3 separate regions of the Homo sapiens genome follow, and regions 1 and 3 are each linked to region 2. The links are chromatin contacts, found by Hi-C or POLR2A ChIA-PET in ENCODE. All regions are on one chromosome and are shown on one strand. Each heading gives the region's core, a stretch centred on a gene start or an enhancer-like site at or near the end of the contact. The rest is flanking DNA. Distances are from core to core; before and after follow the strand shown.

Region 1 (2,946 bases), core at 376-2,875, 340 kb after region 2:
CCTCGGTGCCCAGACTGTTCTAAATGCAGACGGTCTCTGAGGACCCCACCTGTGCCCACTTCGTACCTCGTTTGACAAGGCAGCTGTCACTGTCCCCACGTGAGGGTGCAGTCATAGCCGAGAGCATCTGGATTCTGTGTGGTCTGGGGCAGTGCACTGCTGTCTAGGCCATGTCTCTGCTGGGATGGGTGTAGGGGGGGACCTGGACGCTTCCCTGGTCAGCCCCTTCCCCTGGGCAGGGAGTCAGAAGGTGCTGTGCCCACCGGGGAAGGAAACAGACGTCATTCAACAGGGGAAGGGAGGGCGTGAAGAACCTGAGTGGGAAACACCCAGCCAGGGCCCAGAGCCCTCCCAGACCACAGCTCTGCCCTGAGTGTCCCTGCCCTCTGCCTCCGTCTCGTCATTTGTGGAATAGGAATAGTGACAGCCTCTCCCTGTCGTGCTACCTGAGCCAACGCAGTGAAGGTGCTTGGAGCTGTGTCCCACACGGGAAATGACTGATAAGCCTTTGGCTTTATCCTTCTGCACCGTGATGCTCACGCTGCCCCTCCATGGAGCTGCACTCAGCTCTGGTGGTCCTGAGCGTGGGGACCCTCAGCTCCCTGACACTGCCCTGTCTCCACAGGCCCATAACGACCTGCTGCGCACGTATGAGGCAAAGCTGCTGGCCTTCGGGATCCCTCTGGACAACGTGGGCTTCAAGCCCTTGGAAACAGCTGTGATCGGACAGACACTGGGCCAGGGCCCCGCGGGACTGGTGGGCACCCCGACGTAGCTGCCCCCCTGGGGGGCCACAGCCCAGAGAACCAGCCTAGGAACACTCGGGATGACACCCCTTATCACACCAAGGACAGCAAGTTTTTTAGATTTTATCATCAGCAAATGAAAGCTTTTCACATGTTCTTGCCATCCTCTTTCCTGGCTCTGTGGAGGAGAACCACCTGCAGGACCCTCACCCATGGTGTCCCTGTCGCTCCCTTCCCTGGGTGCCGCACGTCCAGCCTGTGTCCAGGCCTACTCCCTGGTCTCACCTCCGACCACAGTCGGCGGCACCTTCTCAGAGTGCCCCGCACTCACCTGGGGGTTGGGGCAGTGCCGCGCTGTGCTGCCTGTCTTCGCGCCACTGTTGTCCCACCGAATGGACAGCTTTGCAGGTGCTGGCACTAACTTCATTGACACCTGAGTCACAGCTGCCCAGTGGGATTCTCCAGGGGGCCGGGACTTCCCTAGGAAGTGGTGAGCCAATGCTCCCTGATGAGCACAAAGCCCGCTCTGTTGAGGGCTGGGTGGGTGCAGCCAGCGTGCGGGAACGGGCAGGCAGCCTCCCGCTGCCAGTCTTCGCTCTAACTCCCTCGGTAGGTGATGTAGGACCAGGGGCACGTGGAACTTCTGGGCCTTGCTGGTGATGGTTAAAACAACCTGAGATGGAGAGGCCAGGAGAGAGTATAAGGGGATAGCAGCAAACCACCTATCTGGCCCCAACACACCTGAGAGAATTCAGCAGCCCAGACTGAGGGTCTGGGATGGGGTGAACCTTCCGCACCAGAGGGACACTCCACAGAAGCCACAGCCCAGTAAGTCAGGCGCTTCTGCGGCGGCTCCAGTGTGGGGTGAGGCAGTGAGGTTAGGCCCAGAGAGCTGGAGTTGGCTCAGATGAAAACCTCTGTCAACAAAGAGGGGATGAATCACCCTTGGCCCAGCCTCCCCACAAAGCCTGACCCTGGGCAGGTGAGTGACGGGTGTGTCCTCGTAGAGTCTATTGCTGCCTGGACACCTTTCTTTTGGGAGCTCAAAGCAAGTGAGCTCACCTACCTGCCACCGCCCAGGACCAGTCTGCCCACTGCCTAAATGATGCCCGGCCAGCAGGACCTGGCCTGCAGATCCCAGTGAGTCATGAGCCTCAGCCCCCTCCAGCCCACTGGGGCTCTCACCTCCACATGTGGGTAGAAGCTTTCCTGCCCCCTCTTCCTCCAGTAGCCCTCAGTGTCGAAGGTGAGCTTGTAGGTGCCTGCCTTCATCTGGTCCAGGACAGTGACCATCTGGGTCTGTGTAGCTGGGGAGAGGATGAGGCTGCAGAGATGGGGACCAGAAGCCCCCCACCCCAGCTTTCCTGGGTCTGCATCCCAGTGGGCCTCAGACACTGCCCTGCCACCTGTCAGACTTGGGTGAGCAGACACAGTGAGGCTGTTAGGTCCTGCAGTTCCAGAGCAGTCTAGGGACACCACTGCCCTGTCTTTAGGAAATCACAACACAGAGAAGCAAAAAGGGAAAAAGTCTCCCACAATTTATCCCATGAGCAAGAACCACTTTATAGCTGGCATATATTTTTCCAGATTTTCTCTATGCATAAGTATATTTGTTTAAAAACTTATAAAGTGGATTATACTATTTGTATTGTTTTATAACCTGTGGTTTTCACTTAAAATATTGTGTATGGCTGGCTGGGCGTGGTGGCTCACACCTGTAATCCCAGCACTTTGGGAGGCTGAGACAGGCGGATCATGAGGTCAGGGTATCGAGACCATCCTGGTTAACACGGTGAAACCCCATCTCTACCACAAAAAAATTAGCTGGGCGTGGTCACGGGCACCTGTAGTCCCAACTCGGGAGGCTGAGGCGGGAGAATGGCATGAACCCAGGAGGCGGAGGCTGTAGTGAGCCGAGATCGTGCCACTGCACTCCAGCCTGGGCGACAGAGCGAGACTCCATCTCAAAAAAAAAAAAAAAAAAAAAAAAAAAGTGTGTGGCTTTCTGGGTCAATAACTACCAAACCTTCACCCACAGAGTGGGCCTGTCCAACTCCACGGAGCGTCTGTGTTGTGTGCCCTGGTCCCTTATCAGGGTTCTGAATAACCGTGGCTTTGCCCATAGTCACTTCTGGAAAACCTCCCATCATTCTTGCCAGCTGGTCTTTAAAGTGTGCGCTTCTGCTGTGATTAGAAAGAG
Region 2 (3,206 bases), core at 286-2,785:
AAGCCGGTTATTCCCCCGCCCCGCCCCCTGGGAGGCCTCAAGGGCGGGCCTGTCCGTCCTCTCTCATGAATGAAAGTCCTGGCGCCTCCGACCAGCAGGTGTCCCCGGGGAGCCGCGGAGAGACTGCCGCTGCCATGGCAACCGGCGGAGGCGTAGCTCGCCCACGTGCCCAGTGACGTCATCGGCTTCCTACTCTTCCGAATTAGCTCAGAGCTCCCGGCGGCCCTGCCCCCTCCTGCCGCCAGGAGCTCACCTGGAGAGGCCAGGCCAGCCCTGGGCACAGCCTCCCGCCCCAGGCCGTGGAGTTCACTAGGTCTGAGCCCAGCCCTGAGACTTCACAGGGATGCACCCATCTGCAGTCCTCCCAGCCTCGGCGGCCTCCTCTGCAAATGGGATTGGCCCATAACCTGGAGGAATTAGGATGACCATGGGAACTCAAGTCCCTTCTGTGCCCCCGTCCTAAGATTTCCATGGCAACTGGGGCCGCGAGGCCTCTTAGGGAAGACACTGACGCAAGCTCTCAGGGCAGGACCCCGTAGGCAGCACCCAAGCCTGCCCTCGCCCACCCCATGTTCTCAGCCCTAGGAGTGGGTGCCCCCACACGCCCACGACCCCTCAGCGCTCGGAGCCTTGAGGAGCCCACCAGGCACTGAGGACACTTGAAGCCCCTCTCTCTCGAAAGGCGTGGTCCCCCATGGTCGGCGGCCCCGCGACCCGCAGGCCAGGACGAGGGGCGCGCTCCTCCTGGCCTGGCGCCTACCTTGATGGTGGTGAACTCCTTCCTCCAGGGCAGCAGGTACAGGTGCACCGCGGCGAGCTCCAGAAGCTCGAAGGCGCGAGCCAGGCCGCGTAGCGCGGGCGCCAGGTCGGCGCGGCCCCACAGCCCGTCGGTGAGCAGAGCCAGCGCGTCGTCCTGCAGCGCCCCGTGCAGGTCGAAGTCCTCCACCAGGATCTGCCAGAGCACCGCGCGCAGCGAGGGGTCCCCGCACACGCCCGCGCGGCCCCGTCGCAGCTCGCGCTCCAGGCACTGGCGGTAGTCCTCGGACAGCGAGCTGCTGCCCATCCTGCGGCGGACGGGGGTCGGGGGGGTCAGGGACCTAAGGCCGCGCCCAGCCCGCCGCGCTCTCCCCGAACCCTCACCCAGCGTCCCCAGGACCCCTCGAGCCTGGAGACCCCGCCCCCAGCGGCTGGGCGCCCCCGGTATCTTCGGCACCCCCTACGCTGGAGACCTCGGCCCCATCAGCTGCCCGCCCACCCAGCGATCCAGGCCCCTCCAGTTGAGCGCCCCCGCACCTCCAGCCCCTCCCTCCAGCCTGGGTACCTCGGCCTTCCAGGGGCGCCCCCGGTTATCGACCGCACCCTTCTCTAGAGACGCGCTTCCGCCCGCTGAGCCCTCTCCCGACCAGAGCCCCTTCGCCCGGCAGATGGAGCTGCGGATCCCGCGGGTGACGGCGCTACCTGTCTGTCCCCAGCGGTCTCCGGCCGCCGCGGATCAGTTCGGGCCTCCCCGCGCGCCGCGCGCTTCCGCCGGGAGTCGGCTCCGCCCGGGGTCCGCGGCCGTGACGCTGGGGGCGGGGCGGGGCTTGGCGCAGGCCCCGCCTCCGAATAATTTAGGAGGGGCGGGGCCTGGTGAAAGGGGAGGAGGAGGTGTCAGCCCGGCCGAGCCCCTGCGCGAGGCACCCCGAGAGCCTCCTGTCACCGCGTCGCCCGTCTCCTCGCGGGACCGGTATCGTTCACGACGCCGCTGGGCCGAGGGCTGCGGGCTCATGGCAGGCGCTCAGGGAACGTTGTGCCTGGGCCGCTCCTCCCCACGAGACAGGGACCCAGCCCCAGGCGACCCGGCCGCGGGGAAGCAGGTGCGCGGGCTCGTCCCCTGGGGGGTGGGGCCACCGGCATTACCTGGCGGGGATTGGCTGGATCCTGGGAAGAGCCTTTCCTGCGGGGCGGGGCCACCTGCATTACCTGGCGGGGATTGGCCGGATCCGGGGGCGGGCCTCCCCTGTGGGGCGGGGCCATCCCCTTGAGGGAGGGGCCCGCGGCACGGAAGGTGGGCGGAAGGACAAGCCTTTCAGCCTCGTCTGAAACAGCAGCCTCAGGTGGATGCGGGGACCTCAGATTCTGTTTATGCTGGCTCCGCTTCCCGGCCTCCTGCACTTGCCATCTGCAGCCCTTGAGAGCATCGTCTGGGCGGGTCTCTGAGGCAGGGCGAAGCCGCCCCCCTCTCTAGGCTAAAAGCTGACCTGGGCTGCGGATCCACCCAGGCTAAATCTGGGCCACGACTTCCCGGGGACGTTTTCTTCGCTCGGGTTCCTCTGTTCTGTGCTACAGCCACTTTCTCGCATTGCCCAGAAGTAGAGGAGGATGAGGGAGACCCTTGGAGGTCCCAGCCGAAACCCACCCCTACCCCACACCCCCGCTTTGGGCAGGCTTTGCTACTTCACGTCTGTGTCCCTCATCTCTCCAGGCCACCAAAACCAAGGCCCAAGTTTGTTGAAACTTTCCCTGGGCCTGGGCGGCGAGGTCCCCCCTTTTTCTTAGATTTTTTACCTGGAAGTTCCCTGCTGGCATCTTAGAAATAGTGATCATGACCGGGTGCGGTGGCTCACGCCTGTAATCCCAGCACTTTGAGAGGCCGAGGCGGGCGGATCACCTGAAGTCAGGAGTTCAAGACCAGCCTGGCCAACATGGTGAAACCCCGTCTCTATTAAAAATACGAAAGTTAGCCGGGCGTGGTGGCACATGTCTGTAAGCCCAGCTACTTGGGAGGCTGAGGCAGGAGAATTACTTGAACCTGGGAGGCAGAGGTTGCGGTTGCAGTGAGCTAAGATCGTGCCACTGCACTCCAGCCTGGGTGACAGAGCGAGAATGTCTGGAAAAAAAAATCGTGATGCAGTCGGTGGATCTCCCTGAGTTATCTAGGTGGCCACCTCTGGACAGGGAGCTCTTTTACTTACTGTTTACTGAACTCACTCTTGGTGCCCAGTGCCACCATGGGTCCACACCAGTCCTCAGGACAGCTAACTTCGTAAGTCTCATCTTTATTCTTCTTCTGATGCGGAGGAGGGTGGAGGTAACTGTTCTGCCTTTGTCCTCACTGAATTTGGCAACACCAGTCCATCCATCCAGCAGTGGGCCTAGCTCTCCTCCCATAGGCCTGGGTGGGTTTTTGCACCTGCCTCAACCCATGGAATAGAACTGATGTGGAA
Region 3 (3,106 bases), core at 275-2,774, 290 kb after region 2:
AGGCAGATGTGTGTGTGGCCTGGCTGGTTTCTGCCATTGCTTCCAGCTGTGTCTGGAGGATGACAGCAGAGACCTCCACAGGGACCCCAGCTGTCCTTGCAGTTCTGTGGTATGGTTGTGGGTGACTGTTCTGAAGACCCAGAAAGCACAAGAGCCCATGCTTCTTTCTCTGTTTTTCATTAGGTCCCCCTTACATTAAAGGCAGGTCCTCCATCTTTAAGGTCCACCTGCGCCCACTGAAGCTGGACAAGAGCCTCAATAAGGACACCCTGGCGAGGAAGCTGGCAGTGCTCACCCCAGGCTTCCCTGGTGAGTGCTGCGGGCTGTGCTGTTCCCCGTGGTGGGAGCCATGTGTGCTCTGCTCCTTGTCATGGGGGGTGGTGACTGGCCGTTCTCATTCAGTTCTGGCAGTGCTCACCCTTGTCTGCAGGACTTTTCGCCTGTTGAGAGTGTTCAGAGGCCTCAGAGATCAGTTTCTTAGCCCCAAAACTAATTTGTACCCACTTGAATTTCTGTCTTAATTAAAGTCAGACTTAGTGAGTCTTACTGCAGAGCTGACAGTAATGTCCCAGGGGGAGAATCTGGCAACCTGATGCTTCCCGCAGCGTTTCTGCCTGGGGCTTGCCCTCCCTGCTGAGGAAGCTCGTTTGCTTTTCTCTCTTCTTTTCAATGAAATCCTGGTCTATGCTAGGAAACCTACTTCCCTGCCTAGGCGGGATCACCCTCAGGAATGAGTGGGGACTTTTCCAGGGAGATGCCTGTTCTTTTCACCCATGCTCCGCAGCTCTTTGCTGCGTCAGTACCTCATGGTTATGTGGCCATTGGCCACGGCTTCTGACCTATGCCCGCCGGCTCCTGCCACCCCTGGAACATTCTGCTGTGGCATCTTATCACCTCCAGCTGCCTTGGCGCCCCCAGTGGTACCCGTCCCCTGGCTCCCCACAGTGTCCTGCCTAGTGTCAGGTCACGTGTATTCACACAGGATTGTACGTTTGCCTGCTGCAGGATGGTGAGTGAGGTCTTGGCTGGCAGGTATCTGAAAGGTGTCATCTGTCTTAGACACAAAATGTGCTTCCTCCCTTTTGTTCTCTCCTCTGGCTGACTTCAGATGTCTGTTTACATACCAAAGTTAAAAAGCTGGAATGTTACCAAGACTGCTTTCTTCTGCCCATAGACGGGGATGACTCAGCACTACCCCTCAACAGAGATGACTTTGATGACTCTGCCCCTCAGCAGGGCTTACTAAGCACTACCCCTTAACAGGGATGACTCCGCACTGCCCCTCAACAGGGATGACTCAGCAGAGATGACTCAGCACTGTCCCTTAGCAGGGATGACACAGCAAGGATGACTCAGCACTGCCCCTCAGCAAGGATGACTCAGCACTGCCGCTCAACAGACATGACTCAGGGATGGCTTAGTACTGCCCCTCAGCAGGGATGACTCAGCACCGCCTCTCAACAGGGATGACTCAGCAGGGATGACTCAGCACCGCCCCTCAACAGGCATGACTCTGCAGAGATGACTCAGCACTGTCCCTTAGCAGGGATGACACAGCAAGGATGACTCAGCACTGCCCCTCAGCAAGGATGACTCAGCACTGCCGCTCAACAGGGATGACTCAGGGATGGCTTAGTACTGCCCCTCAACAGGGATGACTCAGCAGGGATGACTCAGCACCGCCCCTCAACAGGCATGACTCTGCAGAGATGACTTAGTACTGCCCCTCAGCAGGGATGACTCAGTACTGCCCCTCAGCAGGGATGACTCAGCACTGCCCCTCAACAGGGATGACTCAGCAGGGATGACTCAGCACTGTCCCTTAGCAGTGATGACACAGCAAGGATGACTCAGCACTGCCCCTCAGCAAGGATGACTCAGCACTGCCGCTCAACAGACATGACTCAGGGATGGCTTAGTACTGCCCCTCAGCAGGGATGACTCAGCACCGCCCCTCAACAGGGATGACTCAGCACTGCCCCTCAACAGGGATGACTCAGCAGGGATGACTCAGCAGTGTCCCTTAGCAGCGATGACACAGCAAGGATGACTCAGCACTGCCCCTCACCAAGGATGACTCAGCACTGCCGCTCAACAGACATGACTCAGGGATGGCTTAGTACTGCCCCTCAGCAGGGATGACTCAGCAGGGATGACTCAGCACCACCCCTCAACAGGGATGACTCAGCAGGGATGACTCAGCACTGCCCCTCAACAGGGATGACTGCAGGGATGACTCAGCACTGCCCCTCAGCAGGGATGACTCAGCACTGCCCCTCAGCAGGGATGACTCAGCAGGGATGACTCAGCACCGCCCCTCAACAGGCATGACTCTGCAGAGATGACTCAGCACTGCCCCTCAGCAGGGATGGCTCAGCAGGGATGACTCAGCATTGCCCCTCAACAGGGATGACTCAGCAGACTCAGCAGGGATGACTCAGCACTGCCCCTCAACAGACATGACTCAGCAGGGATGACTCAGCACCGCCCCTCAGCAAGGATGACTCAGCAGGGATGATTCAGCAGAGATAACTCGGGGATGACTCTGATTGTCCTTCAGCAGGGATGAGTCTGTTTTGCTCCGATGGAAGCATCTGTAGTGTCCATCAGCAGGTGAATGGCCAAAGTGGTATATACTGTAGTCACATTCAGCTATAAAAAGGAATAAAGTATCGATGCATGCCACAACATGGGTGAACCTAGAAAATACTGATCTAAATGCAAGAAGCCAGGCACAAAAGGCCACATAGTATATGTTCCCATTTATGTGAAATGTGCAGAATAATAATAAAAATGTATAGAATAGCAAATCTGTAGGGACAGACATGAGGTGAGTGGTTGCCAGAAGTGGAAATGGGAGTTAACTATAAATTGCACAGGGTACCTTACAGAGATGATGGAAATGTCCTAAAACTAGATTATGGCAATAGTTGCACTACGTGATCAGTTTATTAAAAATCGTTGATGTGTGTGTGTAAAATGGGTGGATTTTATGGTTTATAAATTATACCTTAATAAAGGTTAACAAAAAATGTGGCTAAATAGTGGTGACTGATGGACACCTCCCATTACCTTTAAGTTCTCTACTGAAGTTCAGCCTTGGCCT

What was found. A loop is a pair of places that touch in the nucleus more often than their neighbours do. ChIA-PET counts read pairs that join two places held with the same protein, here RNA polymerase II (POLR2A). Pooled maps may share reads with other maps.
Region 1: POLR2A ChIA-PET joins it to region 2 with 20 read pairs in PC-9. The contact joins the enhancer-like site here to the promoter of SPATA2L in region 2. POLR2A ChIA-PET finds 5 or more read pairs at or near these places in 3 of 52 experiments (CD8-positive, alpha-beta memory T cell, K562 and PC-9).
Region 3: a loop to region 2 is called in a pooled map, with 21 times the contacts of the local background. The contact joins the enhancer-like site here to the promoter of SPATA2L in region 2. A Hi-C loop is called at or near these places in 4 of 50 pooled maps. POLR2A ChIA-PET finds 5 or more read pairs at or near these places in 2 of 52 experiments (MCF 10A and WTC11).

Annotation. Positions count from the first base shown.
Region 1 is chr16:90,042,571-90,045,516 of GRCh38, forward strand. It overlaps DRC4 (dynein regulatory complex subunit 4), which reads left to right. Exons shown (of 11, transcript NM_001481.3): 11 at 626-2,390. The coding sequence ends at 775. It also overlaps the pseudogene URAHP. Among named protein-coding and RNA genes, the nearest start is that of GAS8-AS1, 14 kb to the left of the region's middle. Within about 2 kb of position 1,626, at least 2 of the 41 ENCODE cell types and tissues checked have a DNase peak (open chromatin) inside an H3K27ac peak, as active enhancers do.
Region 2 is chr16:89,700,170-89,703,375 of GRCh38, forward strand. SPATA2L (spermatogenesis associated 2 like) reads right to left here and starts at 1,536. Exons shown (of 3, transcript NM_152339.4): 1 at 1,459-1,536; 2 at 761-1,064. The coding sequence starts at 1,063. RefSeq lists an enhancer at 1-139 and silencers at 1,142-1,241, 1,412-2,131.
Region 3 is chr16:89,993,585-89,996,690 of GRCh38, forward strand. It overlaps the pseudogene AFG3L1P. Among named protein-coding and RNA genes, the nearest start is that of DBNDD1, 24 kb to the right of the region's middle. RefSeq lists enhancers at 1-889, 890-1,870, 1,097-1,391, 1,495-1,574, 1,689-2,888 and 1 more. Within about 2 kb of position 1,525, at least 21 of the 41 ENCODE cell types and tissues checked have a DNase peak (open chromatin) inside an H3K27ac peak, as active enhancers do.